Regions from separate parts of the Homo sapiens genome. Here region 2 is linked to region 1. Evidence: chromatin contacts called from ENCODE Hi-C data. All regions are on one chromosome and are shown on one strand. Each heading gives the region's core, a stretch centred on a gene start or an enhancer-like site at or near the end of the contact. The rest is flanking DNA. Distances are from core to core; before and after follow the strand shown.

Region 1 (4,667 bases), core at 705-3,204:
AATATGAAAGTCCTGACATTAAATCTGTTTAGGCTGGTGATCTAATATTGCTAGTTCCTTGGTGAGGGTTGTGGTACTTTCACTACCACATCCGTCTGTTTAGTAGTTCAGTGATTACACGAGGTAAGAAAATGAAATCATCTTAAACTCAGACCTGGACCTTGACCCTGTATTTGATATTTTTTGCTGCCTTAAGATAGTGTTAGCTGTTCTTGAAGGAATGCAAAATGCTGGTTCAGGTGGCTGACATATATTCATAGCCTCCATTTCTTCCTCCTCCTCATAAGCATGGTACCTATCTCCCAAAGTGCCAGAGTGACAGTGAGGACTTGTCAAGAGCCATTCATCTCTAGAAGCACTGTGAACTTTAGCCAAGCATATGGTTCAGTTATTCAGGATCTTTAAAGACATTATTGAACCAGCGGGAGTGGGCTTGTTATGTCTTAACTTTAGGGGGGAAAAGGGGGTGGGGTAGAGATTTAGGCTTTTGCATTTATAACATATACTTTTTAGGGAAAAGTGTTAATTAAGCATAATTTTATTTTCAGCATTTATAAGATAAACATGATGTAGCATCAACTGTTCATTGTCCATAGCTTGCTAAATTTTGAGTTGCCAAGACTCTTGTGAAAATTCTGTTTCCCATTGCAGTGGCATAGTGTAAGTTATTTTTTAAGGAAATAGGTTAATTTGTTTATGTGATGAACACATGTGCAGGTGAGACTTTGCCCAGATTGGAGACTTTGACTTTGAGTCACTCCACTTTATTTATATAGTATCCCAGGAAGGTTAGCCAAATATGTGTAGAAGCTGCCAGTATTAATGATTGTTAGAAGACCAGCTTAGTGCATACAGTGTTTACAGCGCACCTGGCATGCTTCTATGCTTGTATATACCTTAGTTCATTTAATCTTCCTCATACAATTGAATTATGCGATATCATTATTCTCAATTTACACTTGAGAAAACTAAGGCATACAGAGATGATTTTTCAACAGTGCTTCAGTAAGTTAACAGTTAAGTTGAAAAGACTTTTTTTTAATTAAAAGGGAATATTGAATAAGCTAAGAAAAAATGAAGGTAATTAATAACTTGAAGATTAGATGTGCAGTATTAAATAAAACACTGGAGAAAAGGATCGAACTTTTCAATGATGTTTCTAAAAATCCATGCCTAGCCTTGCCACTAAAGGAATTCCAAGATGTTTATCCCTGTGAACAGAAAAACAATCAGCACAACTCTGTGGAAAGGCAATAGGCAAAAGAGAAATCACTTTCTAACCAGCAAAAGCTTTTACAGAAGTCTTCAGATTCTGTATTTTTAAAAGTAATGAGAATTAACTTTTCAGAAGCCTGGAAATAGAACTCAACACACCTGTTTGAGAAGATAAGCGACGAGAGGCACCTTAGCTTAGCCTGCGAGGTTAAAAGTTAAGACTCCAGTCTGTATTCTCAAACCAGCTTAGTCTCTTAAAGTTGTTAAGAAGCAAATGAGATTAAAGCATATAAACAAATGCCTGGCGAGTAGAAAGAGCTCAGTGCTTGCTTGTGTAGCTATTAGTTTCTACATGCAAAGGGCTGGGGAAACAGGATTATGTGAATGAGAAAGGGTCCAGGAAACACCCTTCTGTGGTCCTCTAGGTTTTTTCTGAGAGCCTGGCAGATAGTAGGCATTTATTATAGTGACAAATCATCTTTAAGAAATCAACTTGGTAAACATTGGGGGGAAGTGCAGCCTTAAGTTGTGCATGTGCTAGTATGTTTTGAAGTTTCTGGTTTTTCTTTTCTAGGTTCTTATAGAGACTGCTAAGAAGCTAGGACTCCGGTGCCACTCAAAGGGGACAATGGTCACAATCGAGGGACCTCGTTTTAGCTCCCGGGCAGAAAGCTTCATGTTCCGCACCTGGGGGGCGGATGTTATCAACATGACCACAGTTCCAGAGGTGGTTCTTGCTAAGGAGGCTGGAATTTGTTACGCAAGTATCGCCATGGCGACAGATTATGACTGCTGGAAGGAGCACGAGGAAGCAGTAGGTGGAATTCTTTTCTAAGCACATATAGCATGGGTTTCTGGGTGCCAATAGGGTGTCTTAACTGTTTGTTTCTATTACGTTAGTTTCAGAAAGTGCCTTTCTACAAGGTTTTGAAGTTGTTAATATTTTCTGTAGTTCCATTGGAAGGTAAGAACAAAGATCAAAGGAAAGAAAGAGACACTTTTACCCAAGGATCAGTAGTGAAAATAGTACATTGTAGGCAGGTAGATGTGTTGAGAATCATACTAAGACTTGGGCCTTATTTTCAGGATAAAGGTGTATTTTGATTGCCAATTTCTGCTGCTATGCTACTGTTTTTTGTTTTCAAGAAGGAAAAAAATCTATTAACCCTTTCCTCATGAGAGGGCTGTATGTTCACATCCATCTATTTAACGTACCGTGGCTGGATACTCTGTTCAGCATAGAAATGTGACAACAAACAGAGAAGTCCTTAAGGAGCCGACATTCTGTCGGATGGAGATAGAAGTTAAGCAAACCAATATAAGAAAGCTAACGGTTATAAAGAAATAGAATGGTGAGGTACAAGGGTACACTAGGTCAACTGAATAGAGTTGACCAGACCAAATATTTGAAGTATGAGAAGCCTTCCTGTTTTAAGTGTGATGGGCAAGAAGGGCATGATTGAGTAGAGTGGAAAGGAGGGAGACTGGGGAGAAGGGAGAGAGAGGAGGGATGCAATACAGTAGGGCCAGGCCATACAGACCATGGTAAGGGTTTCAGATGGAAGGACAGTGAGGGGTTCAGGCAGGGAAGGCAGCAGGATCCAGCTGGAATTTGAGGACACTGGAACAATGAGGTCAGCTTCCAAAACAAAACAAAACAAAACTTTAAACATCTGTGTAAGTACAGGGTGGAATATAATGAATTCCAGGTACCCATCACTTAGGTTCCACAATTAGCCATGGCCAATCTTGTGTGATAGGTATGTCCCTACCTATTTCTCCCCTGCCCTCATTGTGAAGTAAATATTTTCCTAAAAGGTCTTTTTAAAATTAAGTTATAACCATGCCATCATTGTACAAAAATAATGATATTAATTTCTTAATATAATCAAATATTCAGACTATTCCTTTTTCCTTCAGTCTCATAATTTTTAACAATTTGATCAAATCAGAATCCCTTACAATCCATATGTTGTATTTTAATGATTACCTCTTGTCTCTTTTAATCTAATTTTCACCTCTTTCTCTTTTTATTCCTTGTGTTACTTGAATAAACTAGATCGTTCGTCCTGTCATTTATCTCATTTTAAGATAAAGGGACGACAAAACTGCAGTCACTTTTGAAGTAAGGAAAACATTTAGGGGTGACTTTCTGAGCACATTTAGGGTAAGTGACATCTCCAAAGAGGCCTAATATTGTACCACCGTTTTAGAGAGTTTGTTTTACTATCTAATGTGTACAGTGTTTTGGGTCATAGATGAACACAGGTTCTTTGTTTTTCATGAATTCCTTATGATGACTCTTCAGTGTAATAAACTGTTTGCTTAGTACTAGGATGCCTTTTATGTAAGAGATTCGCAAATTATTACATTAAGTCACAACATAATATCTTATTTGGCAGCTTTGGTAACCTAAGGAACAACTCAGCCTCGTAATGTCAAGAAGCTGCTTCCAATTAATAGGAAACTCCAGCCCCTGCCACACCCTGAGAGCGGTTTGCTTCCTGCCTGTGGCTTTCTGCTCAGTCTAATAACATATGTCTCCTCCTTTGTAGAACCAGCAGTGATTTCCTTTAGTAGCCAAATGAGGTTGGGGAAATAGTCAGCTGGAGCTACTTTATTGAAAAGCAGAGAAATTAAGCTCTGTAAGTGGAAAGGCTTGAAGACAGTGTTAAATGCTACAAGGAAGGCCCACAGAAAGATGGCATTATTTCAGCCAATCGTGTGTTGCAGCCTGGCATGGCAAAAAGGATTTGGAGTTCTCTAAACCCATCTTCAGATTTGAGTTGCTCCATTTGCTTGTCACATTGGGCGAGTTATTTCACTTGTTTACTCTTCTGTAGAATGAAGCCAGGGCTCTGGGTGAGGAGTGGAGGTTGTTTAGTCATTGTTTAGTCAGTTAGACCTTGAAAGATTACTGGAAGAATTAAACCAAATGAGATATGTAAAAAAGCTAGTATAATGCTGGCTTGTAAGAGGGTGGTCATCAGATGGTGGCTCTGATGGAGTGGGGGGCCTGAGAGGTGGGTAGTATCAGGGAAAAGCATTTAAACTGCACCTTGAAGAGAGGGTTTATTTTGGGAAGGTCAGTAGGAAGGACATTTTGGGTGAAGCCCAACAGCTGGAACAAAGAGAAGGGAGGTCAGTGTCTATACAGAAATAACCAGTCACAGGAAAAATATATAAGGAAATGAGTAAATACAAGGCAAATTTCTTGGATGCTTCATGTCTGCATTCAAAGACTCAGCTTAAAACATATCATTTACATGTGCCTGGCAGATACCCAGCCTGTCACTGCTTTGTGTTCCCATAGTAGTGCAAACTCCCCTCTGCTACAGTGTTCATCATTTTTTCCTATACACATCTTGGTGTTTGTGGGTGGGATCTGGACTATGCTTAAGGAAATAGAAAGATGTAATCCTTGTGTCCCTGAATGCTGGATTTCTTCGAAG
Region 2 (5,021 bases), core at 44-2,543, 4.9 Mb after region 1:
ATGCTATGAAATGAATAGTGTTATTAGCCCCACAAGACTCAGGAAATTGATTCTTAGAGGGGTTAAGTGGGACAGAACTAGGAAATGGGAGGTCAGATTCGAACCCAAGTTTGGCTAACTCTAAGCCTACTACATATGACACTATACTGCTCGTCTTGCTAAAAGTTTCTTTCCTTTCCCAAGAACAAGTACTTAATTTGAACTAATCTGGTTAATACAAAATGGTAAAAGACCTACGCACACACAAACACCTCAGTATCCTCATCCCGCTTTTGGTGACATGGTCATCAACAGACAATGCTTTGCCTTGGTTGTCTAAGTCAGGAATAACCTAGTGAAAGGAATTTTGGAACAAGTAAATAGGAAGATGAAATGCCACAAAAAAGAAGGGAGTTCTCTCTGGGTGGGCAAGGCCTTACAGAAACAAATAAAATCATTATCAGCCAACACTTATCAAAGGCTGATTTCATACATGTCTCCTCAACTAAGAAGCCTGAGATGTAGTTCTTGACATATAATGTGGCTAAAAGGAATGGAAGGGAAATAGAAAAATGCTTATCACACTGTGAGGCAACTTCGTAGTCTACTACGTAGTTCTTCTCAATAACCTCACCAAAATATAGATCTTTATACTATTTTACAGAAAGAAACAGGCTTAAAGAGCTGGGATCCAAAATAAGATTTTTTGTGTGTCTGCATCCAAACTCTACTCTTCCTGTTTCCAGGCCTCCATTATCATAGGACTGGAAGGAATTTGAGAGAGTCACTCAATATCCTTTCTTTACATTTAAGTGACTTGTTCAAGGTCATACCATCCACAGAAGAAGTGGACCTAGAACCCATGTTTCCAGTCTCATCTGGGCCCCTTTACATGATATCACTCTATTCTTCTCAAAACAAAATACAGCTTAGCTGCTTCAGGTAAACAAAGCTATTCCTTCACCAAAGCACATCTACAGATTCTGTGAGTTCATGGTTTCGTCTTTCTGGTTTTACTTCTATTTTTATATTCCTCATTGGTTAATTGGTTTCCCTTCTCAGTGGCATTGCAATTTGCATCTCAACTCCTTACAATCATAAAAGGAAAATTAGCTACCATTTATTAAGCATCAACTAAATGTCATACGTTTACATGTATTTTCTCTTATCCTAACAACAACCCTGCCCTAAAGATATTAATTGCTCCATTTTACAGGTGAGGATATAGTCTCAGAGATGTTAAATAAGTTTCCCAAGATCACACACAGTTAGGCATACTCACAACTATCCTAGCTTTCTTTCCACTAAGCCCTATGGCCTATGACTCAGCTCTTTGAGTAAGCATGTTGACCATCCGCATTCTTCCGGTCTGTGAAAGGATCACCTATTTCAGGGAAAGGAAATGTAAATCAGTTTACTCAAATAAGAAGAAAACACATCAGGTTAAGAAAGGAAAGGAGTTAAGCATTTTCTCACTCTGACCCTTAGGCTGTATTCACAGTAGACCCTGGTTTCACTTTTCATGGTTTTAGTTATCTATAGACAACCACCACCTGAAAATAGGTGAGTACAGTACAATAAGATGATTTGAGAGAGAGAGAGACCACATTCACATAACTTTTTTTTTTTGAGACACAGAGTCTTGCTCTATCCCCCAGGTTGGAATGCAGTGGCACAATCTCGACTTGCTGCAACCTTTACCTCTGGGGTTCAAGTGATTCTCGTGCCTCAGCCTCCCAAGTAGCTGGGATTACAGGCATGCACCATCACACCTGGCTAATTTTTGGTTTTTTTTTAGTAGAGATGGAGTTCCGCCATGTTGGCCAGGCTGGTCTCAAACTCCTGACCTCAGGTGATCTGCCCGCCTCAGCCTCCCAAAGTGCTGGGATTACAGGCATGAGCCACCACACCCAGCCCCACATAACTTTTATTACAGTATATTATTATAACTGTTCAATTTTATTGTTGTTGTTAATCTCTTACTGTGCTACATTTATAAACCTTATCATAGGTATGTATACATTATAGGAAAAAAAATTATGTATAGGATTTGGTACTACCTGAGGTTTCAGGCATCCACTGGGGGTCTTGGAATGTATCCCCTATGGTTAAGGGAGAATGACTACAAACCAACGAACTGCTACTTAGCAAGAGGAAGGCATCAGGGCAGTAGCTCCTCTGGGAATAGTAAAGGTAAGTTATCAAAATATGTTTCTAATATCTCCTCATTGTATCTCAATTGAAAAATGAGAATTGTGTTTACAAAAACTTTCAGTTAATGACTGATGCGTCACAGTTCTGTGATTTTAGACAATGATTTCTTTCATTCTGTGTGGCTTTGAGCAATAAGCTTCCTCATCTGTGTTGCGTTTCAAATAGCGTACTATTCCACCTAATTTATTACATTTTTATTACAAATCAAGACAGGGAGTTAAAAATAAATCAATCCATCTATCTGACTTAGATTAGTTGTATAAATTCAAAATCTGAGTATGTTTCCTGTAGCTTATTTTCACACCTGACCTTGCTGCGGGAGTTTCTGATATGGTTTGGCTATGTCCCCATCAAAATCTCATCTTGAATTATGGTTCCCATAATCTCCACTGTCACGGAAGGGACCTGGTGGGAGGTAATTTAATCATGGGGGGAGTTACCCTCACGCTGTTCTCGTGATGGTGAGTAAGTTCTCACGAGATCTGATGGTTTTACAATGGGCTTTTCCCCCTTTGCTCAGCACTTCTTTCTCCTGCTGCCCTGTGAAGAAGGACGTGTTTGCATCCCCTTCCACCATGATTGTGAGTTTCCTGAGGCCTTCCCAGCCATGTGGAACTGTGAGTCAATTAAACCACTTTCCTTTATTAATTACCCAGTCCCAGTTATTTCTTCACAGCAGTGTGAGAACGGACTAGCACAGTTTCCTTCCCTGGTTTGCAAAGTCTCGGTCTCCTCCATGGTCAAGTATCTGGTAACTCACCAGACTCTGAGTTTCCTTTCCACATCAGAATCTTGACTTGTTTTCTCAAGATACATGTGCTCGTTAATTTCAGGTGTCAAAGTGACTGGATTTAGGGATGTCCAGTAGCTGGTGAAGCACTGTTTCTGTGTTTGTGTGTAAGGGTGTTTCCATGGGTCAGTGAACTGGGAGAGGAAAATCCCCTCAATGCTGGCACAACAACCAGACAGCAGGGGGCCAGGCCGGCACAAATAGGCAGAAGAAGGGGGACTCACTCTGTTTTCTCTCTCCTTTCCAGAGCAGGATATTTTTTCTCTTCCTGCCTTTGGACATCAGACTCCCAGGTCCTTTGGCTTTTGGACTCTGGGACTTGTCCCAGCAACATTCCAGGGGGTCCTTGAGCCTACATTGTTGGCTTTTCTCATTCTGAGGCTTTGGACTTGGACTGGGCCACGCTACCAGCTTCTCTGGTTCTCCGGCCTGCAGTTGTCCTAACCTGGGACTTCTCCACCTCTGTGACCATGTGAGCCAATTCTTCTTACTAAATCCTCTCCCATCCAACCTCCTCATTCTGTCTCTCTGGAAAACCCTGATGAATACAGTGTGTTTCTTTGTCCCCATTTCAGAGAAAAGTGCATAAAGCAGAGTTTCTTTAATTTCCCCCCAAGCTGTCTCACACAATAGGCAATCAATATTCATTAAATACCTACTATGGGTGAACCACCACATTAGGAATTGTAAATGATATTAAGATGCAAAAGAACTTTGCCCTCAAGGGGTTTAGAATCTACCAGTCCATCCTACTAGATAACCTGATTTCTAGCTGACTTTTAATTCTCCTACAAAGATATGAAAGTAACCACATTTTCTAAAAAAGAGATTCTTCCTTTTACAAAAAGATTCACTGCACATTTCCTAAAAGTACACTAGCATATTTAAAATATGAATTAATGTGCATACAACATTTAGGGGAACATATTTATTACTTTAACAGTACTAGAAACAGTTTGGTCATTGTTTTTCTCTGTTTTACAACAGTAGGAATTAATTTTTTATGACATAAGTATTTGAATGTTATTTGTTTTTAGGTTAAAATGGGGCCTTGAAATCAGGCTATTTATTTGTTGTGAACTTCTGTTAAATGGCATCAGATATGATCATCTACTTTTCCTTTCCTCATGGCCTCTCTTTAATATGCTTTTAGAATACTTGTTAAAATGTTTGTTTGTCTTATAGAATATCAATTTAATGTGGCCATATCTATATAAGCTGTAAAAACTACGAAACTATTATCACCATCAATATGATATGAAACAAATATGAGATCTAATTATGCTTTACTGTAGTCATACATCACTTAATAACATTCATGAGTTACCGGTTACATAATTAAATGCCAGAGGTGTTATCAAAGATAAATTTTAAGGTCTAATTAACTGATAATAATTATGGCTCAATGTTAAGTGTATATGATAATTAGCAAGACATTAGCAGAGAAAGTTTGCTAATCTCAAAATTATGACGCTATTTCTGACCTGTTGCAGCATGGATGGACTTCTGTCCGAAGAAATGGCTTCAGATTCTGAGTGGACTCAGAAAGAAAAGATGTGGTTTATGTGCAGCAGGAATAAAATAATAGTTATAGCTCCCGGAATCTTTTTTAAATTTTTTAAAATTGTGGCAAAATACATGTGACATAGAATTTACCACCTGTACATTTTTAAGAGTACAGTTCTGTGGCATTAAGTACCTTCCTATTGTTGTGCAGCCAATCTCCAGAACTTTTTCATCATGCAAAATGTAAACTCTATCTAGATTCATTAAACAGCAACTCCAAATTCCCTTCCCCCTGCCCTGGCAACCGCCATTCTATTTTCTCTTTCTATGGGTTTAACTACTTTAGCTACCTTATACAAGTGGAATCCTGTGGTATTTGTCCTTTTGTAATTGGCTTATTTCACTTAGCATAATGTCATTAAGGCGCACCCATATTGTAGCATGCGTCAGACTTTCCTTCCTTTCTAAGGCTACATGATATTCCATTATGTGTATATACCACATTTTGTTCATTCATTCATTTATCGATGGA

Evidence for each region. Hi-C counts contacts between places; a loop is a spot of excess contacts on that map. Pooled maps may share reads with other maps.
Region 2: a map with no recorded cell type shows a loop between it and region 1 (6-fold over the local background). The contact joins two enhancer-like sites. A Hi-C loop is called at or near these places in 2 of 37 single-sample maps with no recorded cell type and 1 of 50 pooled maps.

The regions. Positions count from the first base shown.
Region 1 is chr9:21,852,842-21,857,508 of GRCh38, forward strand. It overlaps MTAP (methylthioadenosine phosphorylase), which reads left to right. Exons shown (of 8, transcript NM_002451.4): 6 at 1,790-2,029. Among named protein-coding and RNA genes, the nearest start is that of MTAP, 53 kb to the left of the region's middle. Within about 2 kb of position 1,955, at least 4 of the 41 ENCODE cell types and tissues checked have a DNase peak (open chromatin) inside an H3K27ac peak, as active enhancers do.
Region 2 is chr9:26,745,503-26,750,523 of GRCh38, forward strand. No RefSeq gene overlaps it. Among named protein-coding and RNA genes, the nearest start is that of CAAP1, 140 kb to the right of the region's middle. RefSeq lists enhancers at 944-1,623, 1,198-2,397 and a silencer at 1,381-1,470. Within about 2 kb of position 1,294, at least 3 of the 41 ENCODE cell types and tissues checked have a DNase peak (open chromatin) inside an H3K27ac peak, as active enhancers do.